Regions from separate parts of the Homo sapiens genome. Here region 2 is linked to region 1. The links are chromatin loops, found by intact Hi-C in ENCODE. Cell type or tissue: MCF 10A. All regions are shown on one strand. Links, peaks and the distances in the headings refer to the core of each region. The heading gives the core; the rest is flanking DNA. Region 1 overlaps LRIG3-DT (LRIG3 divergent transcript). Region 2 overlaps LRIG3 (leucine rich repeats and immunoglobulin like domains 3).

The links. Peaks named below come from ENCODE experiments on the same cell type or tissue, not always from the same donor. Only the 100,000 strongest peaks of a DNase experiment are listed, where the experiment ranks them.
Region 2: it touches region 1 in a loop (4-fold over the local background); 3 of 110 quality-filtered maps call a loop at or near these places.

The regions. Positions count from the first base shown.
Region 1 is chr12:59,070,878-59,087,336 of GRCh38, forward strand. All of the region lies in intron 3 of LRIG3-DT (LRIG3 divergent transcript), which reads left to right. Among named protein-coding and RNA genes, the nearest start is that of LRIG3-DT, 160 kb to the left of the region's middle. RefSeq lists an enhancer at 11,197-11,366. In MCF 10A, for the core only: no CTCF peak of the experiment used is centred there; DNase peaks (open chromatin) are centred at 8,394 and 8,794.
Region 2 is chr12:58,869,141-58,885,599 of GRCh38, forward strand. LRIG3 (leucine rich repeats and immunoglobulin like domains 3) reads right to left here. Exons shown (of 19, transcript NM_153377.5): 11 at 14,380-14,451; 12 at 13,729-13,892; 13 at 11,441-11,761; 14 at 9,684-9,965; 15 at 8,260-8,712; 16 at 7,305-7,463; 17 at 5,290-5,433; 18 at 4,915-5,190; 19 at 3,015-3,676. The coding sequence ends at 3,432. Among named protein-coding and RNA genes, the nearest start is that of LRIG3, 43 kb to the right of the region's middle. In MCF 10A, for the core only: no CTCF peak of the experiment used is centred there; a DNase peak (open chromatin) is centred at 8,241.

The sequences.
Region 1 (16,459 bases), core at 4,913-12,912:
ACAGTTATTCTAAAACTGGAACTACTCATTAAAAAGTGTTCATCTTTTCTTCATGTAAATAAAAACTTCATATGCTATTGTAGGCCATAAAAATGCCCACTAAATTTAAATGTAACACGGCTTCATTAGAAAAAGATTTTAAACTAATCATATTTATTTTTTAAAATGCTACTCCAACTTATTGAGAAAATGTGGATTAGGTTAAAATATATTTAAACAAATGTTATTAGGTAACCCATTAGCTCAAATAATATATGTTTTCTTTTGGTTTACATTACACATTATAATCCATAACTACATATCTAAAAAGGAAGATAGAAAACAATAGAAATCTCGTCAACCTTACATAAACATTAAAATATTCATGATGCTTTAATGCGGTAGATACAAAGTTAGTATCTTCCAATTAGTATTATAATTTTTTTCTGCATATTAATCCTTATCATGCATAAATATAATCTTATACCTGCATAATATGCCATCAAGTTTATTACCATAATTTACTTGACTACGCTTCTAGTTTTCTTTCTCTGTTTCGAATAATGCCAGAACTTATTTGTATTGAAAATATGAAATGCTAGCAAAGTGAAGAACATCATTTTATTATTTATGCTAAGTCTTTATTCCTGATTAAAAGAAGATATAAGCAGACCTGTTAGAAATTAATCCTGATATCAGAACAAGGATGAGTGAAATTTTGCACAGGTCTCACTCATTTTAAAATTAATAACCCATATTTGGGTGTTTTTATTGGGTATTTTATATTGACATATAAAACAAATATTTACATAATTTGACTTTTACTTAGAAGTAATTTTTGGTTACTAATATATTAGCAGTTTGCTAGTAATTCAAGTTCAGCCATTTATGTTAATGCATCACAAACAGAAGTAGCCTTTCTTCTTCCCCCTTTCCTTAAGTAGTGTAGCTCTTGTTTCTTCTGTGATTTAGGCTCCAAAGTTTTGTGTCCTTTTTAATTGTCTTCTAAAAGTGCATGTTCCCAATGAGGTAAAATTAAATCTTCAGAATTGTGTCTCAGTAATGAATAGAATCACAACTGGGCAATAGTTGGGTAAAAGTTTCTGGGTCATTTGGGAGAAGACATGTTTGATTTTACATCTTATCAAAATATTTTTTTTAAAGAATTCCTGAAATACTCCCTGGAAAATGTGTCATGGTTTAAGTGTCTCCAAAGTTTTCTTAGAATTTCAAAAGAGTTTTCAGTGTGGACACATATACATTAAGAATATACTTGAAGCTATGTTGTTTTTCTGGACCCCCTCTAAAGGAAGAATGTAAGAAGGTGTTTTAAGTTGTGTTAGTTTAGTTTTGTTTTTAAACTGAATTGATAGAATACTCTGGCATTAGGCAGACAAAGAATAAATTTTGCTTGTAATTAGCTCTAAGTATTCCTTCTTACATAGCTTTGCTTCCTGTGTTTTACCTACCCTGTTCAATGCCAATTTATAGAGGTGAGTGACGGCTACCTCTGTATTTTTTATTCAGGAACTTTCCCAAGAGTAGAGAGAATAAAATCTTCGAAAAGAATATTTCATTCAACATAAAACTTTGTTTTCCATTCCATTTTTGAAGCCAACCTTAACATTGTAGGGGATGCCTGGCTTAGGCAAAAGCATTCTGTCTCTCTCTCTTGATCCATGCCCATGGCTCTCTGTACATAACGTGTATAAGGTGTGTAGTGGTTTCAGAAGAGGAGGGGGAGCTGTAGGGAATAAAAAGTTCATGTTAAGCAGGAGTAACACGTGCCGGGTAAAGGAAGATTAACCTCATTCTTAGAATATGTGTTTTTCCTCAACTCACAAAGAAAAATCATTTCATAGATAAGAAGAGTGTCAATCCTTGTCACGGAGCCTTTTGAAGTCATCATTTATAGTGCTTATTTGAGTATTGTTATCCTTTCTCTCTGGATACTGCAAAATCTTTAGTGTGCTTGGATTTCCATGGCCAACTCTACAAGAATTTAGATCAGTGTTGCTTAAAGTGGGGACCAAGGATCTATGTGGGTCCCAGAACTGTTTGTTAGTACCTGATGATGAGATAAAAAGTTGGGGTCAGAATTGCTAAGCATATTGTTTATTCATTTAATGTTTTTTATGTAGCTAGACTTTCTTGATTATTTCCTGGAGTGCTGGAAACAAACAAAGACAGGTTACCTTGAGTAGCAGTTATTTATCTTTCGGCCTCTGTATTAATGTTAAATATGCGAAAACATTTAAGTACTTGTTGTGAAAAAATGAATGTTTGCTGATAAAACTGTACAGCAGCCTGGAGAGTCAGAGATCCTGGGCCTTAGTTTAGACCCTGGTGCCTACCAACTGTGTGACCTGAAGCAACCATCTCTGGATTTCTTCATTTGCAAAGTGAGCTGGAATTGTTGTGGATTAAACATTTTAATGACATGTAAGAAATTTAAAGGAATGAGTGCATCGAAGCATTACATTCTCACATCCAGACTCACGTTGTTAACATATTAAAATTGACCATTGATTGAATGAGAGGACAGGGGCTAAATGTGTTAAGTTTAAAATTTAATTTAGATACTCCACAACTCTTATCCCTTGAATATTTCCCATCTTTAAACGCATACTTTGGTAGGCCAAAAAATCTTCTTGTGGTCATAGTGTGTCTTCATTGCTATAATAATGTTCTGGAAATATACTCTAGCCAAAAATCTCATTTATTTCCCTGCCACTGTTGTGAAGAACCATGACAACATCTATTTTCTCTTTTTTACAAATCCACAAGACCTAACAACCTTTAATCTGCAGAAGAATATATTAAAAGTTGACAATGTTTTTTCTGCACCGCTATGTATGGTAAAACCTTACTCGTTTTCTCATTTTTTACTCATGACAATAGCAATATAAGTAGGTGTTGCAGATATTTCAGTGATACTTCAAACAGGATCTTTTCCATGAGGCAAACAGAACCAAATGCAAAGTTGAAAAACATTAAGAAAAGGTATTTTGCTAGAAACAGAAATAGCATTTCAAGTGATTTGTTTTGGGAAAAGCTTGCAACGTTACCAAAAATTAACATAAGTAAATTTGTTCTTTTTATTAAACAGAAATATCATTCAATAAGCTGGTCAACTAATGTCATTCGAATCTGGGTTGGGGGTGGTTTTCCAGGTTGTATTTTGGGGTGTGTGTGTATGAGTTTGCATTATTGTCCTTTTCCTCTTTCCATCCCTCTCAGTAATCTGTCACTGTCCACTGGGTTGAATGCATTGGAACCTCTTTTTTTTTTTTTTTTTTTTTTTTTTTTTTTTTTTGAGACGGTGTCTCGCTCTGTTGCCCAGGCTGGAGAGTGTAGTGGCACAATCTTGGCTCACTGCAACCTCCTCCTCCCAGGTTCAAGCAATTCTCCTGCCTCAGCCTTCCAAGTAGCTGGGACTACAGGCAAGCACCACCATGCCTGGCTAATTTTTGTACTTGTAGTAGAGACGGGGTTTCACCATGTTGGCCAGGCTGGTCTTGAACTCCTGACCTCAGGCGATCCACCCACTTGGGTCTTCCAAAGTGCTGGGACTACAGGTGTGAGCCACCACGCCCAGCTGGAGCCTCTCTTTAGTGTTCCAGATGCCTCCATAATGTAGGAGTACCCAGTATTTTCCAATTCCTTTTCTCCCTAATTGTTTGCATAGTGCATCCCACAAGTCCAAGTTGACTACTATTCCAGATCTCTTCTCCAACACCACATCCCTGTTCTTTTGGTATCTTTCCATCTAGAGCCTTTTGCCTAAATTGCTTACTTACTCATTTCCAACTCAAATTTGAAGTCAACAAGCTGTTATAGGTTTAGCCCACTGCTGTATTTTGACAAGGTAGGTGCTCACATGAATATTTGTTGAGTTAAATTATTTAAATACAACCTGCCAAAAGCTGGGTCAGTTTCTTCTTTCTTGATATCAGATTCCTAACACTTCAGTTGGACGTGCTAGCTATCTCCTTTAGACATATACAGCATTTTCTTTGAACACATCTTGTGACATTTATACTAGTATCATGTTAAAAACACAGGATTTGTTGTCAGACAGAAGTTCAAACCTCGGCTGTCAAATCTTGAACATGTGATTAAATTTCTCAAGGATGCAGTATGTTCTGTCAGGTGAGGATGTTGATGCCTACCTCATAAACTTCCATGAAGATTACATGGCATAATATGTATGCAAAGTGCTTTGCTTCCTGTAAGCATTTCATCATCATAATAGCAAACACTTGTACATACTAATGTGCCAGGCACTGTTTTAAATTCTTTATGTTTGATAACTCATTTGTTCCTCACCACACAATGAAACAGACGCTATTCTCCCTGTTTCCCACCTGAAGAAACTAAATCACAGAAGGATAAATTATCTTTCCAAGCACACAGACCTGGCAGGCTGTAAGAGTCAGGATTAAAACCAGGATGTCTGGGCTGTGCATTTAGCCACTCTGGTATACAGCTGCTCAGGAGTTGTGTATTGTTCTCTCCTCCTTATCATAAGGAAGCGTGTAATGTAATGGAAAGTGTCATGAAACTTGAATTTTACTTCTAGATTATCAGCAGCTGTTTACTCTTAGGCAAGTCATTTATTCTCTTTAAGCCGTAGTTTGGTATTCTTATCTAGGAAAAAAAGGATTTGAGTAGCAATCACCTTCTTTTTGTCTTCCTGGCATTCTTTTTTGGGGGAATTGCCCCTCTTCCAGTGTATTCCAGAAGGACTCTCAGTCACTGTCAGTGGCCATCAGCTCCGCTACTGCAGGGCTTCCTACTCCCAGACAGAGATGGTCTGTGACTCCCCTGGGTTGAGCATATGAGCAATGCAGGATTAGAATAGTGTGTATTTGTGGCCGGGCGCGGTGGCTCACACCTGTAATCCCAGCACTTTGGGAGGCCGAGGCGGGCAGATCACGAGCTCAGGAGATAGAGACCATCCTGGCCAACATGGTGAAACCCCGTCTCTACTAAAAATACAAAAATTAGCTGGGCGTGGTGGCGCATGCCTGTAATCCCAGCTACTCAGGAGTCTGAGAAAGGAGAATCACTTGAACCCGGGAGGTGGAGGTTGCAGTGAGCTGAAGCCGAGATTGGCCGCTGCACTCCATCCTGGTGACAGAGCGAGACTCAGTCTCAAAAAAAAAAAAAAAAAAAAAAAGGAATAGTGTGTATTTGTAAACTGTATAGAACTGGGGGAAAGCAAGCCCTTTTGTATTTTTCAAAATACATAAGCTGAAATAATCATGAAGGCATGAAGCTGTCAGGGACCATCTCTGCCACCAGATGGAGAGAATTTGCTTGAGACAGAATCCAAAATAAAGAAAGCAGAGATGTGAAATGCGGTTTGGGTGGAGAGAGACAGAGAGAAAGAGAGACAGAATGACCATTATGACAATGAGTTTGGTACCTGGATTCAGCTATATCTGAAGTCAGTCTACTGCTATACTTTTCAGTTTTGTGATCCAACAAAACACTTGTCTCCCCTACAGACAAGTTTGAGTTGGCGTTCTTTCATTTGTAAGAGAAAAAGTTCTTATTCACACAGACTTAAGGAGATCATCTCCCTTTTAACTACAGTGTTTTGTAAACTTAAGTTTCATTATATCTTTGCAGTCATAAAGAAATATATTTTTGAGCAAACAGATATTCAATGAATTTTTAAAAAATAAATTGAATTGTTGAGCCTATGTAATTCAGGATAAAAATAGGTGTATCTGGGATCTTGAACATATATTTCAAATGACTTTTATAGTTTCTTGGTGATTGACTACTTTGATCATGATCTAAAATAATTTAAAGCCAATGTTTCATTGGCTTAGATATTTTTCTTAACCAGCTGACTTCTTCTAAACCTTGTTTGGAAAGTCAACACTCTAGAGGACTGATGCAAATTAAAGTGTTTTCCTGGGCACAGAGATAAGTGTCTTCCTGAAATCACAAGCAAAACACAAGATAGAATTGTTGAGGGTTGAGTAGGATGTAAAGGGAATTTCCAGTCATTGCCTCTGCAAAATAATATAGGGTCAGAAAGTTCAAAGGGGCTCTGGGAAGGAAAGAACAGAATGGCCCCCTCAATCAGAATTATATCCATTTTATGTTAAAACCACCGAACTACTTTCAATCTGGTACATATGTATTATACATATACCTACTGCAGCTTACATGCAAATGTGTTCATATACTTAGAACCACATGCAATGATCCCCTCTGCAATTATTCACAAATTAATCCTCCAAAAAGAAAGCAAGCTCTCTTAAATCTCTCCCATGTGCCAGGAAGTATGCTAAATGCTTTATACATTATCTCATAATTCTCTCAACAGAGATATGAGACAGATCTCTCCCATTTTATAGATGGTGAAATTGAGATTTAGAGTTTAAATAACTTGCTCAAAGTCTCACACCTACGAAGCAGTTTAAGTCATTCTGGCTTAAATACTCAACTTTAATCACTGTGCTATGTTGCCCCTCCCAGGTGTAATCTGTTTTAAAGATAAAAATACAGAGATATTGCCTGCCCAACAAAAGAGGTTGTAAAGTTTAGTATTCTTGGAACGAGGCAGAAGGAGTGGGTATATGATACATGGGAAAAAATCAAGTTATAAACATTTAGGAGGCTAATACTGGGGGAAAAAAGACGAAGACACATATTCCCTTCCTAGAAGTGATAAATCCTATTTACTGAGACTTAGTTTATTTTATGTAAATTCTATGTTTAACGTGAACTCATAGTTTCACAGCTCAAACCTGTTTGGCTGCTAACATCCTCCTTAGAGCTCTGCCAGCCAGAAAGTAAGCCAAACAGCAAAGCAATGCATGCTACAGCCTGCCAGATGCAGCTGCTGAAATCTAGCAGCAGATTTAGTGTTTCCTGTAGAGGCCTCCTAAAAACAAAAGTTCCCAGCTTGTTTGTATGTGACCAGCTTATGTTTCCATGATGCCTTGGACCATGGCTTTTTAGGGGTCATTTCATTTCATAAACCTTGTTCTGACTCTATAGGGAGTCCACTGCGTTCACACAGCCATGCTCATGGATATAATGAAATTTGATTTTTAAGTGGAAAATACATTGTTTATTATTAGCTTACAAACCAGACTTTTCCAAATCATGCAAAAGATTAGGGCAGTGTTTGATGCAACGTTCATCCATTTACTGAGGTGATGGAGACAAGGTCATGCTTGCTGATGAGATGAAACTTTAAATGCCTTGAAAATGTGGGAGGTCTTTGTGAGACTAAGCAAGGAATTCCATATAGCACAACACACACAGTGTTAGCTAGCTGCCCACATCTGTGTGTGGCTCAAGCAGAAATAGTGATGGAGTCTCTTAGAGCTAGGGATTGGTTCCCAACGGCCTCAACCCAAAGAGTTATACAAGCTTTGGGGAATAGTTTTAGTGTAATTGCACATGTGGTTCTTTTTTGTGACGTCAATCTAAGAGCCGATTCAACATTACTGAACCTTAGATTTTTGTCTCAAACACTTCTTTAAAAGTTTAGAAGATGCAATATTTCCTTATATCTAGCTTAATGTATTTGTTACATAAGCTTCTATAGAATGAGGTTATGAGAAAACATACTTGATATTTTTACCTAGCAAGTGTTTTAATAATTTGAGGCATTATACTTTATTTTTGTTAACACTTACTGAAAGCTGTCTGTATATTAGACATATAATATATATTTAGTCTCCATGTAAGGTTTAGTGCATTTTATTCCTTTGCTCCCTTTGTTGCTGTCTCCCTTTACTAGAATGTAAGCACTACAAGGGGAAGTTGTTTTGTCTGTTTTATCCAGTGATAAATCCTAAGCACCTCCAATCATGATTGGCTCAGTTAGGTTTTTAATAAATACGTTTTGTACAAATGAACAGGGAGTATACTCAGGGTTTTATAGACATATCCCTTTGAATCTTCATATCAACCCATATAAGCATGTTATGTTTTCATTCCTATTCACTGATAAGGAAAATGAGGCTTTGAGAATTTAAATAACAATTTCTCAAGTCCATATAGCAGATAAATAATCAGCCTGAATTCAATTATTGAACTCTTTCTCCGAACTCCATGTTTCTGATTTCTGGTATACGTTCTCCTCTTAAGCAATTGTGTGTAAAATCTGAGTTGTATGGCTAAAATGTCAGGCTCTCTTCTGGATAAAGAAAGTCCCAGAGGGGAGGAGAAGGGTTGTCATGGTCTCTAGAACCCCAGGGAGTTTCTGGGGTGCATCACTGTCTTTGCCACCTAGTCTGACTGTCAGAAGGCTGGGGAAGAGGTCATCATTTTGAGGTTCCTCTTTTACTTGTCTGACAGTGAAACAGCTATGGAGAAGAAAGAACCAGGCACCTAGTGAAGCATTAAGAAATCATTCCTAGCCCTGTCTCTCGATTTCTTCATCAGCTTGGGTGTGTCTGTGTTCTCGAAAATACACAGGTTTGAACAGAGCATGTTTGTGGTTTGGATTTAAAGAGGAAGGAAAAAAGAGAAAAGGATTGAAGAAAAAGCAAGGCAAATAAAGGAAATGAGTGCTTCCGACACTGAGGAAAAATAAAGTTATAAAAACAAATACTAAGAACGGTATATTCATTAGAAGCTATTCTCCTTCTAGAACAGGAGAAAAATTCTCCATAACATTGGTACCAAAATATGCAGTCAAATCTTCCTAGAACCCTGGGGTCGTGAGTGTTTCACCAGCCACTTGCTGCTGTCGTTCTGATCTGCCTATTAGTCTTATTCGCTTGATCATTCTCCTCTACCTCTCCCTTGTTCTTTTGTTCATGGTTTTGCACCTCTTGAATGGGAAGTCTGAGTGATGACTCAGACATATTAAGACACATTTTATGCATTAAGATTTTTTAAAAATGGCATGTAGACACTAACATCATGCTTTTCCTAAAGACAGAATTACGTTTGCCTGGAATTCTGTGTTGAAAAATCTGAAGATGCACTAATAAATACTTGATGCCTAGTACCTTGACCTTCTCTTTGGGGACCAAGATCTAGCTTGAATATTATCTGTGACCTTTTAGGTTATTTAACTAAACTGAATAATTAAAAGTTTTTTATTGTTCAGTAACCTGAAAGTAGGGTGTGCATTTGAGAGGTGGGTGGAAAGCGAAAAGAATGGACATAAGAAGGTTATTATTTCCCCTTCAAATAACATTCCCAAAGACTCATAACACTTTGATTGCTAGCATGGTACACAACTGTGACTGTCAGCACTGGCTGCCATTACCTGGGGAGATTTTTAAAAAGTGCTTATACTTGGGTCTACCCCAAACAAATTAAATCAATCTCTAGCAGAGAGGCTTGGGCATTGAAATTTTGTGAAAGCTTCCCAGGTGATTATAATATGCAGCTAGGACTGAGAGCCTACCTGGAGTAGAATAAGGATTTCATGCTTTAGAGTCTGATAAGCCTGTATTTCAATTCCAGATATGCCACTTTTTGTGCCAAGTGACATTGGGCAAGTTTTTGAAACTTCCGCAACTTATGTTCTTACTCTATGTAAGGAGCCAGTGTGTCTTCATCAGAGGATCATTTTAAAGATAAGATGAGAAAACATATGTGATATAGCTAGTATAGTACCTAGCATGTAATTGGTGTTTAATAAATTAGGATTATCACCTCTATCATCATCATTAGGCTTGGAAGAGACCATTGTTTCTACAGGTAAACATTACATGGTAATAGAGAAGAGCAGACATGCACTGGAGACCACTCCAGCCATCTGCTCTTTGTCCGATGGAATATATACTATGAGTATTTCTACTACTTTATCCAATCTATCTTTGAGCCACAGTACTGCAATGATCGAAGCTATTCTGACAAGTTTCTACCACCAATGGATAAAGAGTTCTAAATATTAAGACACTTCTTTCAACATTTAGTTTATTCAATTAATTCTGATTCTACTATGCTTTTGGAACCTTCCAATGTGCTAACAATTTTAAAGCACTTATCTTTTTTTTTTTTTTTTTTTAGACGGAGTCTCGCTCTGTCGCTCAGGCTGGAGTGCAGTGGCACGATCTCTGCTCACTGCAAGCTCCGCCTCGCAGTTCACGCCATTCTCCTGCCTCAGCCTCCTGAGTAGCTGGGACTACAGGTGCCTGCCACCGCGCCTGGCTAATTTTTTATATTTTTAGTAGAGACGGGGTTTCACCGTGTTAGCCAGGATGGTCTCGATCTCCTGACCTTGTGATCTGCCTGCCTCGGCCTCCTAAAGTGCTGGGATTACAGGCGTGAGCCACCGCACCTGGCCAAGCATTTATCTTATTATATTGTAGATTTCATCAGCCTTTGGCAATATTAAAAATCAATTTATTTATTTATTTATTATTTATTTTTGAGGCGAAGTCTCGCTCTGTCACCCAGTACAGTGGGGAGATCTCAGCTCAGTGCAACCTCCACCTCCTGGTTTCAAGCGATTCTCATGCCTCAGCCTCCCAAGTAGCTGGGATTACAGACATCCGCCACCATGCCCAGCTAATTTTTGTATTTTTAGTAGAGACGGGGTTTCACCATGTTGGCCAGTTTGGTCTCGAACTCCTGACCTCAAGTGATCTGCCCATCTCAGTCTTGGACATTACAGGCGTGAGCCACCGCATCCAGCCAAAAATCAATTTATCTCAGTAACATGTTCAAAATAGATAGGAAGCCATACCACGTTTTTGCTCCTTGAATCACAACTTGATCTTGAATCCATTGTCATGGATTCTACCTTCCTCTATGTAAACCAGGCATTTCATTAGCTATGGAGGTGCAGACTGGATTAAACCCATCTATAAAACTGGTAAAACCCAAAATACTGTTCACTATGAATGAGACTCACTTGAATTAGTAGTCTTGCACAAAATAAATACCCATGACTATTGAATTGAGAGGCACTACTCTACTGTTTAACAGAAACAAAGTAATTTTCCTAATACTGATTTGTGTACTTAAAAAAATCTACAAATGTGTCAAGGAGAAAGTTTAATCTCCATTTTCCGTATTCTAGGAAGGCAGATAGACTATGACTTTGATAAATGACACCAGTGTTCTCACAGGCACTGTTCCTTAAAATCATTTGTGACTTGTGACCAATAAACCAAATGGATCTACTACATCTTAAACTTAGGATTTACTTTTGAAATCTCTCTCCAATGTTTTGCTTTTCTCAGTGACTCTAGCCTGGCGCTAATCTTCATGGTCTTTTGTCTCTTCATCTTAATCTCTGCACCTGCCAACACATTCATACAATTAATCCAGATATCTTTCCTGGTCCTTTTCTTTCCTTATTCATGAATCTTTAATAACTCCTTGTATTTGTAATAAAATCCAAATCATGTGAAAAAATGGAAAGAGTTTGACTTACTTGAGTTTGGAGATAAACAGATCTGGGTTTGGATCCTGGCTTTGTGGCTTTTAGCTGTGTGAATGTGAGTATATTATTATTTTTCTCTAAGCCTGTTTTGTTATTTGTAAAATAAAGATAAAAATAACTGTCTCAAGGTTGAAATAAGCATTACATGAAATAACTTCTGCAAATCACTTAGTATAGTGTCTGGCCCCTAGTGAAAGCTCAATTAACATCAGTCACTTTTCTGACCCCCTGATTCTAGACCTGACCCACCTTTCCAGTTCTGTCTCTCACTGTGGTCTCCCTCTGTCTCTCACATATCCTTACTTCCCTTCCCTGCCTACTGTCACTGTATACATGTATCTTCCATTCCACTGCTTCTATGGCTTTATTCATCTATATATTCATGGGGTTCTCTTTGTCACAAATGCATTTTTTTGAAATTTCTGATCAGTTCTTCTCTTACACTTTCTTGAGCTTTCTAGTCAAAATTGATCTCTAACTCCCTACTCATAATCCTTGTCATACCTTCACTGATCTTTCTATCTGTCTTCAGATCCATTTCATGATGTTGTTTGCACCCACCTCCTCCACCTGATTACGAGCCCCTTAAGGGCAGGGGCAGGGCCTTTCTCATCTTTGTCTGTACCTGCCCATCTCCCTCACCCCTTCCAGAGGGCTAGGAAAACTTCTTGAAAAGGAAACACTCGAGAATAATTCTGTGAATATATTAATTATTTAGCAAATTCATTGTACTGTTGAAATGATAAAACATTGACATGGGTAGGATGGTAATATGATTATTATTAATTATATAACTAGAAAAATTAATCAAGTCCACCGAGCTCAAGTAACTTCCTAGAGTAATATTATGAAAAAAAATTCTCGTGACTTGAAAGCTGTTATAAAATCCCTTAACAGGCCATGGGGACTAAAGTACACCCAGTAAGCTCACAGCAATACAACACTAAGATTAAGGCAGTAGAAGAAAAATCAAAAGGCAAATTGTTGAGATGCAGGATAATGTGTGCATGACCCAAGAGTATAGGTAATTTAGTTATTCTTATTCTGGCCAGGGGAGCCTGGAGGATAATCATCTCTTCATTCTCACTGTTCGCATTGGCTAGTAGAGAAGTAGAATAAATAGAGGAGAGGACAGAATTCTGAGATTAGTATAAACCAGTACTCCATCTTCTTCGATGGTTTATATTAACCATGCCTTTGTCTTCCTCTTGTTTATATATTTCATGTGTAATAGATCTCTGTAAATAGTACATACTGATTAGGTTTCTCTGTCATATTTTAATTCACTTGATGATGACCTTTAGTTTTTCCATTTAAATATAAAAATATTGAAAACATTATAATTATTTAATGTTTCCACAGTTAGTCACAGGTTTTTTTTTTTTTTCCTGAATCTTTCATTTATGCTTAGTGGATAGGGTTACCAACCAGCCCAGCTGAGATGAAAGGGTTTTCTGGGACATGGGACTTTCAGTGACAAGACTGACACAACTTCTAAGGAACTAAAAAACTGTACCATGCTAAAGGATTTTTCAACTTTTCAGAAAGAACTCTGAGTATTGTTTCTTTTTACAAGGTGTTTGCAATGTAGTTGAGGGAATATGATGCATGAAGCCAAATACAGGACAATTCAAAAGAGAATGAAATCTAACATAAATGGGAATGGTGCAGAATATAGGGATGCAATGTTTTAGAACTGGGAGTGTCAGGAGGATAACAAGGAGGAGGCTACTTTGCAAAAATCAGCCTAGAGTGGTAATGCTCAGAAGGCTAGAAGCTTAGAAACTCAAGAGGAAAGGGATGAGGCGTAAACAGAGAAGAGACATGGTATGAGTATGAAACAGTGAGGAATTTAGCAGCCTGACCTGTGGCTGGTGAGAGTGAGCTGAGGTGCTGCAGAAATAAATGGATTCAGTAAATACAAACTGAAATAAAGTCTGACAAGGATGCAGTAGGAGATAACTTTTGTCTGGCTTTCCGACATTAGCTGGAATAATTGGGTAGTGGCTGCAATAATGATTTATATTTGATTACTCAAATTTCACACAATGATAATATATGCTTCTCATGAAATAAACCACCTCATGTGTTACCAGTGCAAGTACATGTTTAAATGAATGGCCATTATGCAGTGAGCCAAAGAGAAAGACAACATCTCTCATGAAATGTTTTGTGTGGTGAAATACTCTATAGCAAAACCAAAGAAGTTTCAGCAAAGAAAATAAATAACTGCTCTTTTCAAAGAGAGTTTTTGCCCTTTATCTGATATTGGCAGCCCCAGAGGTTTGGCTTATAGAAAGCACCTTTGCCATTTGTTTTATTGCTTCTCTGTAAGTTATTTGCCTCCAATTTTTAGCAGCTGCATTATTTTTCTAATCCTTCTCAATTAACATACCCTCTGCATCATCGAAGAACTCTGAAATAGAAGAGGAAGTTACATAGGAATGACATTCCATCTTTCCTGAAGAACAATTTTCCTGTTAGACATTCAGAAGGAAGAATGTGAGTTTTTTTTCTTCATTTGTTACCAGTCTCTGCTTAAAATTCAGATGAACTGCAGTTTCTGTGACTGGTTATGCTTTAATATGAACTCTGTAAAAAATTCCCCCCTTTTTTTAACCACTCTTTTTCTCTCCTCAAAAGCAAGCTCTTGTCGAAGAGGAAAGGAGAACTCTGCTTCTCAAAGTAAACAGGCCTGCTGAGCAGAGCCCGTGGCCCATAGAAAGCCCACCCCTTCAGAAGGAAATCAGATCCTTGGGCGAAAGAGGTAAAGAAAAAAAGAGCAGCTGTTAAAACATTTAGTCTGTTTTTCTGCTCAGCCCCTGCTGGTCCCCTTGCTTCTCAGCTCCGTGTACTGTACTCGGTGTTGTGTGCTGGAAATGCAGGACCCTCACTGTGGGGCAAGCATATGAACAAGGACATTCCCTGGCCTCCGCATCCTCGCGGCCATCTTCGGCCTCTCCACCCTCCTTGCTACATTCCTGGAGGACAGTCGAAAGATTGATTGGATGATTTTTTGGCAGCTATTTGCAGAGCCTGCAGCCACAGCTTGGTTTAATTAGGGAATCAGAGCGTTTCTTTTATGTAGGTCACATTAGGTTTTGATTCCAGATCTCATACAGCTAGAACCTTTCTAAAAAGTCAGAAATACATGTACAACTGGCAGGCTTTTCTTTCTCTCTCTCTCTTTTTTTTTTTTTTTTTAGAAAAAAAGGTTTTTAAAATAGTTCTCATCTGGGTCATGTATGCTAGTGTAGCCGTTTTCTGTGTCCTTTTGTCTAATTATCAGAATAAGAGTGATATTCTACTTTTCTTCCATGAAGCTCCTGTTGTCTGATGTACATATGCTGAACACATATTATAAAATTACTGGCAGGGATCTGGGGGTGGTGGGAGGGTTAATGGTTATTTGTTTGCTTCTTTGTGCTTTTGCACCCGAAAGGTTTAATGGGTTCCCTTTCTATGGAATCTAATCCTGAAGAATCCAGGGAGAATGTAAAAACAATTATCCAGTTAATCTTTGTGCTGTAGTTAGGAATAAATACAAGGCAGTAAGAGAGATAGGAGACTGGGCATTGTAATGACACTGCAGGAACTGAAACCCAAAATTAAATATTCTCGGATTATAGGCAGCCCTTAGGAAACCTTGTCTAAAGAGTTTATGATGCACAAAGAATACTTCTTGGTAGGTAGCCAAGTAAGAGCCGCTAATGATTATGGACGTCTGAATGATGAACATGGATTCTAGTATTGCCTTAGAAAAAAAACCTAAGCTAATACTATTTGCCTTTCAGAAATTTGTTACAATTAGGACATGATTCTGATTTAAATTGTGCTTCAGGTACCATGTTATATGTATACTTCTGCTTATAGGAAATTTGAAATTTTAGCAGTCAAATAAAACATAAATGCTAAACATTTAAACATTAAAGAGCAAGACAGCCACCTTCACCACTTCCAAAAAATATATTTGCAGAGTATTTGCTGATATAGGCAATGCGTACTTAACTGACTAATGTGATTTTGTGTAGTCTACCACCCAGAGATGATTAATTAGGCTACTCAGTGAGGGTCATGCAAACAAGTTTTAACGTTACAGGCTCTCAGGAGTGTGAAGCAGTGTCCTGTTTACATTTCCTGGATGGTTAAATGAAGAGCGGTGTGAAACACTGAAATGAAATACGATGAAACATTTCAAGTTGTGTACCTCTCAAAATGTTAAGAGGGGCTATTATCCCTCAAAGCCTGCAGATTCAATCAATTTCAAATTGTTAAAAGCAGCTGGAAGGAGACGTCTGTCAATGGAGGAGGTGTCTTGTCTGTTGGAGAGACTCACAGACTCTTGGTCTCATTATTTTCAGAACGAAAAGGGAACCACAGCTGTCTGTTCTGATACATCTGATTAAACTGCTACACCAAGGGTCAGAAAGAGATGGAGGAACTCTAAGTTGAGCTTTGGAAGCAATAGTTTCAGGGCATCTATTGACTTTCCAAACTTCTTATTGGGCGGGAAGTATCACAATAATAGGACTTGCCATCAGACATCTGGCATGATCATTGTTGGAACCACATCATTGAAACTGCCTGTCTAAGGATATTTTACTCTTGTTCTCCTCTCTTGCAACTCTCACCCCAATGAATAATATCCAAGAAGAATAAAATGAATTCATTATGGTTTCAAATTGCCCAAGGCAGAAATGTTGCCTTTACATTTCAGAAGAGGAGATAGCACTGGTACCAAATGTATAGAAAGGGTGGAGTTTATCTATTACCAAATCAAATTTAAGTTGCCAAAGGTCTCTTGCCTATCATCTTACTTTTTTTTAGAAAAGTGTCTTAACTATAGCTCTTGTGTCTCTCTGCTGTCACTCAATTCATTCTGTAGAATATAGAGTTCCATATTTTTATTATGATTGGAGTTAAACCACAGACCCTCACAAATTTGTAGTTGGTGGTAGTTCAGTACACCTAAATTAAAAAAATAAAAATAAAAAAATCCACAGTGTATTTTATAGAGCTGCAATGCCCCCTTCTGTCTGCAGTGCCTGGGGTGGAAAAACTCACTTGGGTTTATGAGTTGATTGTGGCAAGTGA
Region 2 (16,459 bases), core at 4,957-12,956, 200 kb before region 1:
ATTTCTTTAATTAAAACATGTAATTTTAATTAAAAGCCACATGTGAATGTTGGTTTAACTTTCCAGGTATTCATGGATATCAACCATCATGCAGGCAGATATGGAATCCAGATCTGACACTAAAAAAAAAATAGGAATGAAAAATGAACTTGTAATTTTTACAGTAGTAAGAATGGACTTGATAAATTATGCACATTTTAATCTAAAATATAGACTTTCATATGTTTTATCTTAATAATATACCTTGAGTAAAATAAAATGTCTTTGTCAAAAGACATCCCATTCAGTAACAGATTTTTCAACAACAACAAAAAACCAAATGGCCCAAGATATTGAGATAATTCAGAAAATATGTGGGCAAAACCTCTTCTCTATTAAAATAAAATACCAATGAAAATACTTCTGTGCCATTTTAGCTCACGTTTGAGACCAAGCAAGACAATTATTTCAGGACTTTCCTATTACACATTAGTTTAAGAAATGCCCCATAAAAAAGGTTAAGTTCTGGCACCTAGATATTTCTGGAGTATGAAAATTATTCAATTCATGAAGAAACTGTACCTTTCTTTGAAGACTAATTGTTTTCTTGGCAGGGTACTGTGTTATCCAATGTGTTAACAGAATGCTGTCTTAAACAATGAGTTCAAAGTTATCCTATTACATAAATCTGATCATTTCAGATCGCAAGAGTGGGAAGGACAGCTCAGGCATTTTGCAAGGACATTTGGTTCCCATTCTCTTGAAGAATACCAGTGTAGCACATCTATCATAATATTGGTTATAAATTACTTCCTATCACATTGAATTGAAAGAAATAAAGCCTCCCAAGTGTGTAGAAACACCAAACCACTTTCCTTGGTTCTGTCAATCTTTAAAAAGTAGTGTGGCTCTATTCTGAGCAGTAACTTTTGGTTTCTTTCTGTAGAAAGGCTGTGAAAATAAATTATATATATTCCACAGATACTTAACTTTCATAAAATTTTGCCAGAACTAAGGAATATTTTTCCCCAATATCCTACAATTAGTGCCAATAGTGGAATTAAGATATAAATAATACAGAAATTTTGTGAACATCTATTAAAATATGTTGTACATGAACTCCTATCAAAAAGCATAGGATGATTAAACTGGAATTTTTAAGTATTCCTCCAAGCAATGTGACATTTATCTACATTAGGCTTTTTACCTTGAGTCTATGTTATTTTAGGTTATCTTACCACCTACTAGATTGATTTTGTTAATTCAATTTGGAGTCTCAAAATCATATATATTCTTTTCCTGCAAATGTCAAAGAGAAATCAAGTTCCTACTCTTTCTCCAGACAGTTAACATTACATCTAATCCACAAATTTCAGCACATACACCCAGTAAAAGGGTAAAATCATACTGATGTAGAGTGAATCTAATTTTTGAATTTCAGGCGTTAATGATTTAAACCTTTGTGCTTAAGTACGGAAAAATTAAATCCTTTAAAAGAAGTTCATAATAACTGAAAAAGGCCCCATCTGGCAATAATGAAGACAAATTAACAATAAAATTTTGAAAATCTGGCAATATGATCAAGCCAAAGCATACGAAATTACTTCTCTGTACTTAGTCACTGGTGGTCCAAGGAAGGATCAACTTCCTGTCTTGGATTCTGGCGTCTAAATTAAAGCAGGAAAATCGACTGCAATCTGGGTTCCAGGCTTCTGGCTCACAAGCAACAAAGCTCGAAACTCACTAAAAGCAGGAAGACTTTAACCCCAACATATTCTCTAAGAAGAATCTGCTTTTTGAATAGCTGCTTTCAGTTTAGTTCAAACACAAGACAATGGCATAAATTCACACCTTGGAGGTTAGTTGACTTTTAAAGCTTATTGTGCTATATTAACTCCTTTTGTGCCAATTTATCTTGAGCAAGAGGGTTTTTCTTTAAACTACACATATGAGCTAGAATTTACTACAGAAGAAAAAAGTTTTATAATCTGAATTATTAAACTGAATTTTTTTTCCTTTCAGTTACTTTGAATTGTGTCATCTAGTTTTGAAAATATGGTTATATTCCAATGAGAACACATGGACACAGGAAGGGGAACATCACACACTGGGGCCTGTTGCGGGGTGAGGGGAGCAGGGAGGGATAGCATTTGGAGATATACCTAATGTTAAATGATGAGTTACTGGGTTCAGCACACCAACATGGCACATGTATACATATGTAACTAACCTGCACGTTGTACACATGTACCCTAAAACTTAAAGTATAATTAAAAAAAAAAAGAAAATATGGTTATATTCATTTTTCTGTGTATATATGCCTGCCATGTAATTACATTTTTCAATGAATACTGTTTTAAAACAAATGTTTTAGTTTTATGTGCTTAAGTAAGATATTTTATACTTAGTTTTTAACCAAACCTTGATGATCAAAGAAAATATTTTGGTAATTGTTCAAAAATAGCTTAGAAGTACCATTTATATACAAACTGCTCTTCCAGCAGAAAATCAATAAAAACAGAAAACAATTCTAGCAGCATCTCATTACAACCTGGAACAGTGCATGAAAGTCCACTTCTGCTAGAGCCATTTTAGCTATAGACATATGCAATAAACCACTCGCTTGCTGTAAGAAAAGGGACGGCAAAAGTGAAACTACTTGGATAAGCATAAGGCATTAGACCACGTAAACCATTATTATAATTAAAGAAACATGAATTGAGCAGTGATTTATGGTAGTTGTACTATATTACACCAGATTATAACAACAAATCTTTTTTTGTTCGTAGATTTAGAAATAATGTACCTTAAATCTCTGTAGCTCCTTCTCGTTTACAATTGTGCTTTCATATGCACAATCTGATTTCAATCTGTATTACAACAATCCTGGGAGGTAGAAAAAACGGTCATTTTTGTTCATACTTTAATGGGCTAAATATAATTCCCATCCGTTTGAGACATGATAATGTGAACTAATTAAGCCTAAATTGTGCTAAAAATAATAAAAATTGTTATTGTATAAATGGGGCTTGGCATCAAATTGACACATTTTATTAAATATAATGTGCAAAATATAATGAAGTAACTTCTATTTAAAAAATGGTACAAGGCAGGTATTATTTAAAATGCTTTAGTAACTCATTTTCCATAAAAAGAAATCTGGCATTATAAAAATACATAAAATAATCATGATTTATATCATTAATTTACGTAAGATACTTTTTTGCATAAAACAAAGTTAAAAAATAGTTTAAAAAGGTATTCTTATATGAGCATCATTCCCAGTATAAAAATTTTCATAACTTTTTGTAATTTTGGTTCATCTGTATAAATAAAGCATTTTTATCCTTTTAAAATTCATAACTCCATTTAAAAAACATAAGATTCTCTCTCTTTTAAATAAAAGTTCACTTGAGGTAGTATGTTAAGCTTTTCCTTTGGTCTCATTCAGTCTATGTGTCCAAGTCATAAGACTGAAAATTTGGAGTCCTGTAGTTTTCTAAAGTCTGTTTAAAGGTACAAATGTGATTTTCTTCCTGAAAATCTGTCCTTTCTTTCCCATCTTCCTCTGACCCAGAGTCCAAGTCTGGGGAAGAATGAGCTTTCAAATAAAAGGCTCTTGGCTGACAATCTGATGGCTGTCCAAAGCTTGAATAGGCATCTAGGTGAGGTCTCCTGAGAGCTTTTCCAAAGGTACCTGAAAGAAAGAAACACCTTGAGCACATGGGTCCCTTTGCTAGCATGTGAATCAATAAAACCCATTGCAAATGAAGGAACATCTTACCCCATGAATATGAGTAAGTGTTTTCTACAAGTCCACATTATGGCACTCACATACATGTACATCTGTCTTACAGCCAGATCACTTCTAGAATGGAGCAAAAGACATTTGCCTTCCCTCATATTTACATCCACTGAACAAATGCATCTATTCTTTATCATTTCTCATGACCTGTAGTAATGTTAATGGTCATGCAATAAAGTTCCCCAATATAAGTTTCCCCACATCCTAGCTGAGAGCCCAATTTTGGTGACGGGTGTGTTGGATGGTAACATCCAAGTTAACTGAGGCTAAATAAAGAAATTTTCTTTCAAAATAAACCTGTGTCCTGCCCTTTCTTCATTAATTGTAGCCAAATATTACTCAATTGAATCAAATTCTTGCCTCAGTTATACAAAGCATATTATTTTAATTTTTTCCAAAAAAGGAATATAAATAATTACACTGTGATAAAACATAACATTTCGTAGAAGTTGGGTAAAATATTTGAAAATTCTCCTTTTTTAAATTTTATTGTCAACATGGCAAGTTGTGGCTGATTTTTCCATCTCTCTGTTCAGTGAAAAGATGACCTCAGCTCTTCCATCCTATTATCCCCATGCATCAGACGAAAAAATTCACTACCTAATCTCAGTGCCAGCCAGCATCTAACACCACCGACTTGGACCTTAAGGCTGGTTTTCTTGGCCAAAGGTAGTCCAGCTTGTCAGACTAGCAGTTGTTGCTAGGTAGGATGTTGTTTTCCACCCTTCGACTGCGGGTTCAGTTGGAAGCCACCAGACATACCAAACCACAATCATGCAGAGCACACAACTCCACCCCAAAGGCCGTGGGAGCCCAAAACCACTTTTTCCACATGGCTGACAAGCTGAGCTCCTAAGTCCTCCCCAAACCCTTGTCTTGGAGTAGATGCCACACACAGTGCTACCCAGAAAGCTCCTGAGGCTTAGTTATAGATTAAACACATCATCAAGTAAAATCCCACCTCTGACTTTGCTTTTGGAGGCATTTACACTAACTAGTCGGATGTCATGGCAGCCTCATTCAAGAAACCATTTTTTACCAGTTTGACATTCAAGGCTGTCATTGCTCTCTCACACACAACTTGGAGTATGGATCCTCAGACGAGGTACCTGATAACTTAATAAACTTACCCATGAAAGAATTACTCGAGGCAACCGACGCTGGCTCTGGATTTGCACTAAAATCTAAAGAGGACTTGTTTAGACACAGATTTTTCATTCCAGGTCCTTCATTGTGAGAGTAACTAGTGTTAAGTAGCTTCCTCACATGTGAAGGCCACGATATATTACTGAAGCTCCGTTCGCAGGATTCTTCTGAAGGATGAGAACATGGGTAGCACTCCTTTTTCTTTATGTAACTGGGCTCATAGTGGTCCATTAAAACTGTTCTTGGGTCAGGACTGCAACCTTTTTAATATGGGGGCAGTAACAGAAGGAGATTACAGTTAGCACATCTAGAAGTCTCTCTAAGAAACAGAACTGTACTCAAGCAAGAAAACCACCTACCTGTATGATATGTTTCAAAAGGATCTGAGCCATACACATTTCCCTTCAAATACATAGGGCCTGTGGATCCCAAAAACGGACAAAGGAACAGATCTGTGGCAGCTTCCACATCAGCTTCACTGCTATTGTCAATATGGCAGGTCCCTTTGAAACAAAAATCTTAGTCAATGATCCAATTATTCAAGTGCCATTCAACATTCTCCCCAGTTTTGGCATCTTCCATATTTATAGATGAAAGTTTGACTAGAACATCATATAGACAAAAAAATTGCAAAAATTTACAGTAGGGTTTTAAAAAATTTATTAGAGGACTTAATTAGCCATTGTGCTAGGTGTGGTGGCCTTATTGCTCACTTGGTTTCTACGGGAAACTGATATGTGCAGATCCTGCAGCCAAAGCAGCCATGGTCTAAACCACATACCATCAGCACTGTCCCCTTCTTACAAAAGGTCCCAGATGACCAGAACCAGGATTGGCACTTGGCCAATGACCTCTTAATGCCCATCTCAAAGATAAGCTCAGCTAAACATATCATCTCATGAGTATCTGAACCAAACAACACAGAAATATACGCCATTTACTGCTGGACACAGCAGGTGAAGAGTAAATGATATCATCAGGGTTAGAGATGTCACGATGACGCATGTGTCTGGGAAGCAGAAACTGGGCAGCAAGAGGTGGTGGGCTGAGAGAAAAGCAAATATGCAGAACGTGACACAGTAATGCTGGTGGCCCAGAGCTACTCTGGGAGCAGCCTCATCTCCAGCCTCAGCATCTAGGCAGCCTGGCATTATTATGCCCCAGTTCTGTCCCTTTAGGTTTTCCTTAAGTGTCTTTTCAGTTAACCCCATTATGCTTTAATGAGCTTGGGTCTCCACTCTGCCTCTAAACGGGTCTAACCAGAATACTCACTTCTATGCTCAGATCCTGTAACTCTACGCTCTTTATTTCTGGCTTGCCAAGCACTTTTAGTTTATCCACCTCTGACGAAACTGTGAAATTGAAAACATATACTTCTCTCCCAACTACAATGTCTGGCACAGAGCGTATAATAAATACTTATGGGAAAAGTTGGTCATATATTTTAGAATAACATCGATGGCTTCCACTTGCTGAGCCCTTAATATGTGCCTAGCGCCATGTAGTTTTCCATCTTCATTTCATTTGCACAAGTACCTCACCAGAAAGTATTGTATGTGCCCCACAGTACATGCAGTAAGTAGTAGGTCTTGTACCAAACCTGTGCTCTTGTATTATGCTGTCTCCATTATTATTCTCAAAACTATGCAGCATTGAAAGCAAGGGTCAGAATTAGACTTCTCAAAGAGGCTGGGTGCGGTGGCTCACGCCTGTAATCCCAGCACTTTGGGAGGCTGAGGCAGGCAGATCACCTGAGGTCAGGAGTTCAAGACAAGCCTGGCCAACATGGCAAAACCCCATCTCTACTAAAAATACAAAAACAAAAGAAAGCATTAGCCAGGCGTGGTGGCATGTGGCTGTAGTCCCAGTTACTTGGGAGGCTGAGGCAGGAGAATCGTTTGAACCCAGCAGGTGGAGGCTGCAGTGAGCTGAGACCACGCCACTGCACTCCAGCCTGGGTGACAGAGCGAGACTTCGTCTCAAATAAATAAAAATAAATAAATAAAAAATAGACTTCTTAAAGAAAATAATGTAAACCATTAGACTTTTAAGCCCATTCATGTAACCAGTTAATATCATTTAAGGGCCAAAGAACATTTATAATGTAAAGGATACACAAATATCCTTTACACATGGAATAATTACATTTTTCTAAACCTACTAGTCTTTTTTTATTGTTAGAAACAAAGATTTATTTCTTTCCTAGTATTTAAGAGAACGGTATAGAACTATACAATTTCAACCTTGCTAGTGATCTTGGGCCAGGTCCTAAATGTCAGTGTTATCAATGTCTTGTGAAAATGAATATCATATCTGAGCCTTCCACCATATGACTTCAAAACAATTACAGCCCACATTCATTTTAAACACTTACCACTACTGTCATGTTGTGGTAAGAAAAATCCAGCACCTGAAGATGTGACAAACTGGTGGTGGCTTCCACTTTCTGAAGACACGTACCCATCCTGCCTGTCAGCTAACGTTCCCTGAGATGACAAATAACTAGGAATATCTGCTGGCAAGTTGGTCTCATCTGTAATAAAACAGCAGCATTTTATTAACCAAGGATGATCGTTAATTGTCCCACAGGCATCCCGGGTGAATGGCATAGACTATTTTGGCTTCTGTATACATCAAATTAGGGGAGATCTACTCTGGCAAAACCATCTCGATTGTACAGTATTCTGGAACGGCAAATTAGGGCTTTGCTGCTCTGGGACGTATAAGCTGACTTTCTGTTTTATCACCCATTGGATGCACCTCCCAAATTTCAAAACAACAAATGTTTAAACAGATTTTTTAAAAGGCTGAAGGCCTAAGAATTTTCATGGGACAGTATCTAAGCTTTCGAATTATGCTTGATTATTGCCATATTCCCTTCTTAATATTACTAATCAATATCTGACTTTGCACATACTAATCAAGTCACAGCTCCTCTTCCACTAATAAAATCCAACCTAAGTACATGCACATACGCACAGACAACAAGACATACAACTACTGCAGAGAGTAAACCTTATCATTAAAGGGCTGTTCCTGGTTCTCCATCACTATCTTATGAAGGAGTTAGAAATATTTTAGTCAGTGACTTGGATTTTATCTCACAGCCACAGGATACCCTGATGTCATTTTAACAAAAAGTATTAATCTTTAAACATCAGCTTTATTTGGGGCTGGAGTTTTTTAGCGAATCATATTTCTGCAGCTTGAAACAAATGAGTCACCCTTCTGAGATGAACTCAGACTGCAAGACACACGTTCTAGAAGTATTTGCAGAACCACAAATACACATGACTCCGGTGACCTGTGCCAAGCTTCTGTTTACACACCTGTGTTGGTAATGCTGCAATCTTCATTCCTCCGCCTTGTGTGGTATATGATGACCACCCACACGAGTGACGTGCCCACCACACAGCAAACCACGGCTATGATCACGACACCCACAGTGGCCCATCCGTCATCGTCTAACGATGGGGCTGTCATCTGAGGGGAGTCGCAGGTTGGAGTGGGGATCACACTGAGGCGCACGTTTCCTCTCTCAGTGCCAAGGGTGTTAGACATCTCACATGTGTATTTCCCAGCATCACTGACATCTGAGTCCACAATAATCAGAAGCTGATTGCCTGCTGCAAAAAAGTGCCTCTCGGTTACCACCAATGGGCTATCATCTTTGGTCCAGTTCAGTTTAGGGGGAGGGCTTCCTCCAGCAATGCACTGTAGGACGGCTGTTTCTCCCTTGGTTACAGTTCGGTCCAACAGTGGCCGCAAAAATGATGGTGTTTCTGAAATAACAAGTTATGCTTTTAATTTCCCAAATAAAATTTAGTTTCCATATCATAAAATGTAGCATTTAAACTTATTCAAATTGTAACCTAAAATTTTATTCTCCCACAACTTACTGGACACACTTTTCTAAGAGCCTAAACATATACAACATTCAGTATTTCACTATTCTGCTGTCATTTACTCATAACACCAGTTAAGGATAATATCTACTATTTTTAAAATCTCAGCTTCCCTCACTTTTGCAAAAGTCGGGAAGCTGGTAGTAGGGGGGGAGAGTGGGAAACAAAAGCTTTTTAAAAATAGAAAGTACAAAAATAATTTCAAGCACAAGGGTATGTTGATAAATAAAAAAAATCAGAATGCTTAAGTTTTTTAAGTGAAACTTTTTAGGGCCGGATGCCTGGGCCTATATTAAAACTCTGACAATAATTTACTTTTATTATTTAGTATCTTAATAGGTTACGTTAATTAGCTCTTTCAAAGATACGTGAATAATAATTGTGTTTACATTTTTAAAAAGCATTTGTTTAGGTAAAAGATGAAAAAAAAACTCTGACTTCCGGAGAGGTATGGTAGGCTGAGAAAAGAGAGTAAGGCCTTCCCAATTTGTTCCCACATTTTTTTTTAATGTTCTTTATGGTGTTAAGACTACTGATATAGACAGCACAGTGGGGAAATTAGAGGAGGGTGATCCCCCATAAAAGGGAAAGCATCCCAACTTTTCCTCGGCCCCTCTCTTCAGGATGGAGGGGGCAGGGATTCACCTCAGTGGCCAGACTTGAGGATGTCATGCAATCCCTGACTTCAAAGTGTTCAAGAGGCCATTTGCATTAATACTTTCTAGGAAAAGGCAATGCCCCATACATCTTCATCTCTTACTCTCACAACTTCTGATACTTAGGGACCTTGGATGAGCTAGTATCTTCAAGACTGATTTATACTACAGAATCTTAACAAATTCACCCACCTAGGACAGTCAGAGTTGCATTTGCTGAAATACTTCCTGCACTGTTCTGAGCTGTGCAGCTGTATACCCCAATGTCCTCTATCTTCACATCCACGATAAAGAACACGTCATCCTCGGGCATCACATGCATGCGTCTCTCCCGTGCAGCTGGGAAGTCTGTGCCCCCATCCTTCTGCCAGGCTATCTGGGGGGCTGGGTGCCCCACAGCAGCACACTCCAAGCGTGCCATGGCCCCAGCTCGGATGGTGAGATCCATGGGGGTCTTGGTGAATGAGGGAAGCACTGAAATCAGAGAAACAATATAGGCATTAGCACAGTGGAGTCTTACAGGTTCACTTGCATTCCTTTTTATTATTTGTTTGTTTGTTTGATACTTACAGATTGTCCCTGACATAGATTGGGCAGGGGTTAATTCCAATTTCAAGTCAAGGAAACTAAAGTTGAGATGGAAAGATTAAAAGGCTTGCTCAAGGTTACAGATACAGAAACAATGAAGTCAGGATAAAACAGAGGTCATCTGATTCTCAGAATGAAGGTCTTCCTGCTATTTTCTGCCACTTTTTAGTTTCCTCAACAATCAACTGTGAGATCTTGGGTGTATCAATTAATCTCTTTGTACCCTGACCACTCACTTCATCTATTTTTTTTTTAAAGTCTCTCCTGGTAGCTCTAACATTCTGTGACTTTTAAGATACATGTTTTGCCCTACAATTTAAACTCAAAACTGTTCTATGTGCCAGGCCACAGCCATCATTTGCTGAGTGAATGCATTAATGAATCATATTCAAAATCTTCTACCACGGCAGATACAGATAGTTAAATGATAAAGTGGCAAGGATCCTACTGTAAAACTGTATACCTACCACACAAAGCAAACAAGAATAGACTTCTGTTAACAGTGGCTAACAGTGCATTTACTGAGCACTACCTTGTAGCCATTTTGCTACATCCTTTACACATATTATTTCACTAAATGAGCATAATGCCTCTAGGGGGCAGGTCCTATTATCCCTAATTGAAAGATGTGGAACTGGAGGCGGAGAAGTGAAGCAACCTGCTGAAAATCACGCAGGAGTGGCAGGATTCACACACAGATCTCTGAATTAAAGGCAGTGTGCATCCAGCATGATGCTTTGCAGCCTTCCAGATCAGTATACTACACTGTAAACTCTCAAAGAGGAAAACATTGCTGGGCACGGTGGCTCACACCTGTAATCCCAGCCAGCACTTTGTGAGGCCAAGGTGGGCAGATCACAAGGTCAGGCGTTCGAGACCAGCCTGACCAATATAGTGAAACCCCGTCTCTACTAAAAATACAAAAAATTGGCCGGGCATGGTGGCGCACGCCTGTAATCCCAGCTACTCAGGAGGCTGAGGTAGGAGAATTGCTTGAATCTGGGAGGTGGAGGTTGCAGTGAGCCAAGATTGCAACCAGGATGTCATCCAGCCTTGGGTGACAGTGCAAGATTCCGTCTCAAAAAAAAAAAAAAGAAAAAGAAAAAAAAAAGAGCAAAAACATGTCTGGTTCATCTCTGTGTTACTCACCACACTGAGTACGGTGTCGTCTTCAACATAATTGCAGGTTTAGATACAAATAACCAAGAATCTTAATTTTGTGGAATGAAAGGTAGGGAAAGGAAGAGTCAGGTGGGGAACTGTGAGAAGAAAAGACAGGGTTAAGATTAAGAGAGAAAAACAGGTGCTTTCTATTTCTAAAAGGTATCTTTAAATGCTAAAGGAAAAGTCAGATCACATACTATTTACTGTAAGCTTGGCTTTGACAGAGTAGGATGAACCAAAGTGATTGGAGATGACACACTGATATTTCCCCTCACTGGCAAATTCCACCTCGCGCAGCCGAAGGATGGTGGTATACTCCATCACCTCGCCACCTTGGGCCCGGAGGTGTGCATAATTTTCCATTTCAGCATCATGCAGTAGTTCATTGTCTTTTTTCCAAGCAAAAGTCATTGGGGAATCACTGCTGCTGGCAGCTGAGCAGATGAAACTCAAATTGGAACCTTTTATTGCCGACTGTGTTTCTGGCTGAACCGTGATCTGGGGTTTGGGAAAATCATCTGTTAAAAATGGAGAGGAGGAGACAAAACAATGTTAAGGCTCAAGAGTCCAAATACTACTCAAATTTGAACACCAAGAAATGCAAAAACAGTGGCTTAGGTTTTACCCTTTGTGTATGTTTTCCAGATGGACTAGCCGTCCCCATGTTGAAATGATACACTGGGAGAGTATTTATAAAGTAACTCATTCATCTCGAATACAGATGCAGATCTATTTATCAATCACTATTACCTGAGAAAAGACTGTTATTTTGGAGCTATCGGAAAACCCACACTTTATTCCTGATCCCTTATGCTTTCTATAAGTAGAAGAAGAAAGCAGTTTAAAAACTTCCAGGCTCAGGGATCATTTTTGAATGCTACTATCAGAAACTGCAATTGTTCCCATGTTCTCCCCAGATAATGAGCAGCAAAATTAGGAAATCAAACATCAATCATGATTAATCAACAAAGACAGCCATTAACACTTCATTTACCAAAACAGAACCACTATTTAAAAACAGTAATTTAGGTAGAGGCAAAAAAAAAAAAAAAAAAAGCTGATAGCAAAAGAAAAAGCATCTGTAAAACAAACTGTAAGACACTGGCTTCAGCCTGGAGCTTTGAGCGGCCAATCGTGCCGCCGCGCTGCCCTGTCAAAGCTACATTATAATTAGAGCTAAGCAACTCTTTCATTCTAACAGTTATTTTTAGTTCTCTGTTACATTTTGGAAAAGTTACCTTTTTGAACTTCAGTTTCTCAGCCATGATCTAAACCCAGAAGGAAACATCTGAGATCTACCAAAGCGTACCATTTGGGTGCTACTATTTGAAAAGACAACTTTTTATGTGTATTGAATGGGTTATAGGGGATGCTTTGATAACTCCAGGGCTGCTATTTTTCAATGTCTGCATATTGTAATCGAGGTGTTTTCTGTACTATTCTGAAATTCTCATCTAATAAATCGATGTTCAGATTCACAAGGAAGTGAAAAAAACGATGGATACTATACATGTGTTTCAACGTAATAGGGGGATCAGATCTTGGGACTAAAAAACTATGAAACAAGGACCATGGGAAAGGAGCAGTTCAGGCCCTTACAGATGAATGCCAAAAGCTTATTCAGTTCCAAAAGCTACATCAGAGGTTTTATTTCCAGAAACTACTGGCACTGCTTAATGCTGCAACCTAAAAATATATATCGTGGACAAAGCAGTTTTAAGTAAATTTTTAAATGCCAATGCAAAAGAAGGTTCTTAATATTTTAACACCCATGCTTAAATAAAAGCAAATTCTGATTTATTGGTTTATAAAACATATTTATTTTTACAGAGGTCTCCATGGCAGCTAATAGTAAATGGCAGCATCATGTAATAGACAGAAAGTTACACCAGAGATGAAAACTTTTCTTTTAAATCCAGATCTGCTACTAACTAGCTATGTAAAGTTCAGGTAACTAGATTTCTAATGCTGAGATTCTTGGATGCTAAAACAATGGACCTTAAAATTATTTATAATAAATTCACATTTCCTATTACTTGTAAATGTTTTACCGACCAATAGTTAATTTTTTAGCACCCCATAAATCATTAATAATTTTCTCTTTCATGTAAACCTCCCAACAAGCCTCAGAGTTGGGAAGAGAAGAAAGGAGAGTCCCCATTTCATGGATGCAGAGACTAATATTTAGGGAATTTAAGTTAAGTAGAAGGGCTGAGATTACCCTTCCATTCTCCCAAGATCCAATTTCATTCTCATTCCACCGCACCATCCTGATGCCAAAACAAAGATGAAGCAATTTTAGAAAACTCTCTTTCCCATCTGTGAAATTAAAATAATCAGCAAACTATAGACCCATTTTCCTCTACCTCAGCAGAAATAAAAGCTTTATAAAGAGATCATAAATCTATTCAAAACCATTATTTGGATAAATGGGAGGGGGAAAAAAGAAGAATAAATAAAAGGCAAGGGCAATACTTATACTCACCACACACAAAGCCATCTGGGCTAACAGCAAAAATGCTTCTTCCTTTTAGCAGCTGAGGATGGGCACAACTGGCATTTACAAAGCTCTGAAAGTTGTTTTCCGCCACCCACTGTGGGAGCCATTTTAGCTGGCAATCGCACAAAAGGCTTGATGTATTTAAATGCCTGAGGAGAGTAATTACATTCAATTTGTTCTGTATGAAATGCAGATTTCTACAAGTAAACTAAACCCAAGTAAATATTAACAAAGCAATGAATTTGGAAACTGAATACACACATCCCATGGAATAAGTATCCCACAGTCCATTTTAAAATACAAGAAATGTATCTAGCATGATTTTCTGTTGTTCTTACTGTCCTACTGAGACAGAAGTGTTGATTTATCAAAAGTTCCTTACAACTGAAAAAATTACTACTATATTGGGTGACTGTACTATATTTGGTCCCACAAAGTTGCGAATTTAAAATAGAAAGAAAAACTCATTTCAACAAAAAGAACAAATAAACTCCTTTTCTGTTGCCTAGTATAAAAATTAAGTAATGTTAAGAATGTGCCAGGCACTTTTTATAGATACATAATCCAGGATGCCACACCATATGACAGTTTTCCCCTCTATACTTTCAGACTCCTAGAAGGAAAAGAAAAGCTTACAATTGTTGCAGTTTCTTCATTTGTGAAAATGCATTGCCTTGTAAAGACATGATTGCGTTGTCACTCAGGTCTCTGAAAAATCACCAAATCAAATGCATCAGAGCAAACTACCATCATTTCGTGCTTTTGGACAAAGTTTGGGCCCCCACTGCCCACCCCATTTGCCAAACAAATACTCCCTCTATGTGTCAAATACATGACTGGGGCAGCCCCAGAAGAATCCACTGCAAAGCTTGTGCTGAAGACCCAGGGCATTTGTATCACAGATAGGTTTTGTTTTAGTGAAAAAGATTCACTTTCTGTCATCACTTAAAGATTATTTGACTCATTAGGGCCCATGCTGTTCTATTATTTCATTCTATTACTCTTTATTCAAATTAGCAACTATTGGAAACTTCTAAATATACAAATAAAATATACAAATAAAAAATAAAAATAATTATGCTTTTATAAAACATTTACACAGTATTTTTGAAGATATGCACTCAGTTAAGTGATTTACAAGTGTTACTGCATTTATTCCTACAACAACCCAAAATATGATGGTATTACTACTTAGCTCAGCACGAAAGGGGAAGGTAAGGGTTGAAACAATTATTTTCAATTCCAAAACCTGTGCTTTTAACCATTAACCTAATTCTGTCACCCACAGCTCACTAACATAAACGCAGTAAGATGTTCAGACAAGATATACTTGTTAAAACCAATACTTCAGGCAGGAAATTCATAAAATGAGCACATATTCTGGATTAATTCTCTTTATACAGAGACTTATAAGCACTCTGCATTAAAGTATTCACCACAATGATTACCACTCTGTTTTTCTTTACAGGGGTCACAGTATACAAAGGGAATATTGAGTGAGACAAGTGGGAAGAGAAGACAAAGAAAGAAGGGACCAGACATGGCTAGACGAAGAGGCTGGGGCAATCAAGGAAGATTTAAGAAAACTGAAGCAGAGATTAATACTCCACTGATCCACTAATTCCACGTTCCCAGAAACGGAATGGGCCAAATGACAAACCCTTTTGGCTAGTTTTCTTTTCAAAATAATCGGTTTCAATAAATACTGCAATGTTGGTCTGCCCTTCCAAAACTCAGCTTTGCAGAATCATTCTACTATAATTTGAACTGCCGCACTCACTGTCTGGGTGGCTCACGATCCAAGTCTCCCTCAGAGGAACTGGTGCAGTCAGAAGGTGACAACACAGTGGTTTACAGATAACAGCTAAATCTTCACTCTCAATACACAGCACACATAGGAGAACCCAATATGTATTTTAAATTGTAACTTCTTTTGTCCTGGTTAATACATATTAAAACTTCTGGATACAAGCATTCCTTAACAGTCAGAGTCGATATTATACATTACTTTGTACTTTTACTGTACAAGCGTAAAACATACATCCATGGTTATAAGCAGCTGGTTGGTTCCCTTAGTTAAAACATGCAAGTTTTGATTCCTATCAATGTTAGCTAGCTTTCCTCTCTTAGTGGCTGAAAATTCCTGAGCCCCTAAATGACATTTCAGAAATGTGTGCCAGGAGTTACTAGGAGCTACTGGGAGTAGCGGCAGAGATTGTACAGGCAAGAGCTAGTGTGATGCAGGGACACTGTGCAAGTCGGGGCAGCTCTGGGTTGCGTCCTGCTTCTGACAGCTACTAACTGGTGGGTCAAGACGAAACAAAAGAAAACAACAAAAAAGAGAACAATGGTAAGGGGGGGTTGTATGTTTCATAATTAAACAACAATAAGAGACCAACAATTCTCAAAGTAGTGCTAAAACTCTCCTATGTCACTCTTAAGGATTGTGGAACATTGTCTTTGTTCTTTAAAAGCCAAGTCATCTCCTTTAACTGTCCAGTGGAATCAATAAACTCTTAGAACCTCCGCTTAACAATAAAGATAATAATAGCTATTGAATTGTATTCTGACTAAGAATTAAATGAGAATATATGTGAATATGTGGTACAATGCCTGATATATAGTGGATGAACTACACCTAGTAGTTTGTTTTTTTTTTAATTAAATAATCACTGTTTGAGAAAAACAATTAAAAACCCATTAAGGAGATATAGCT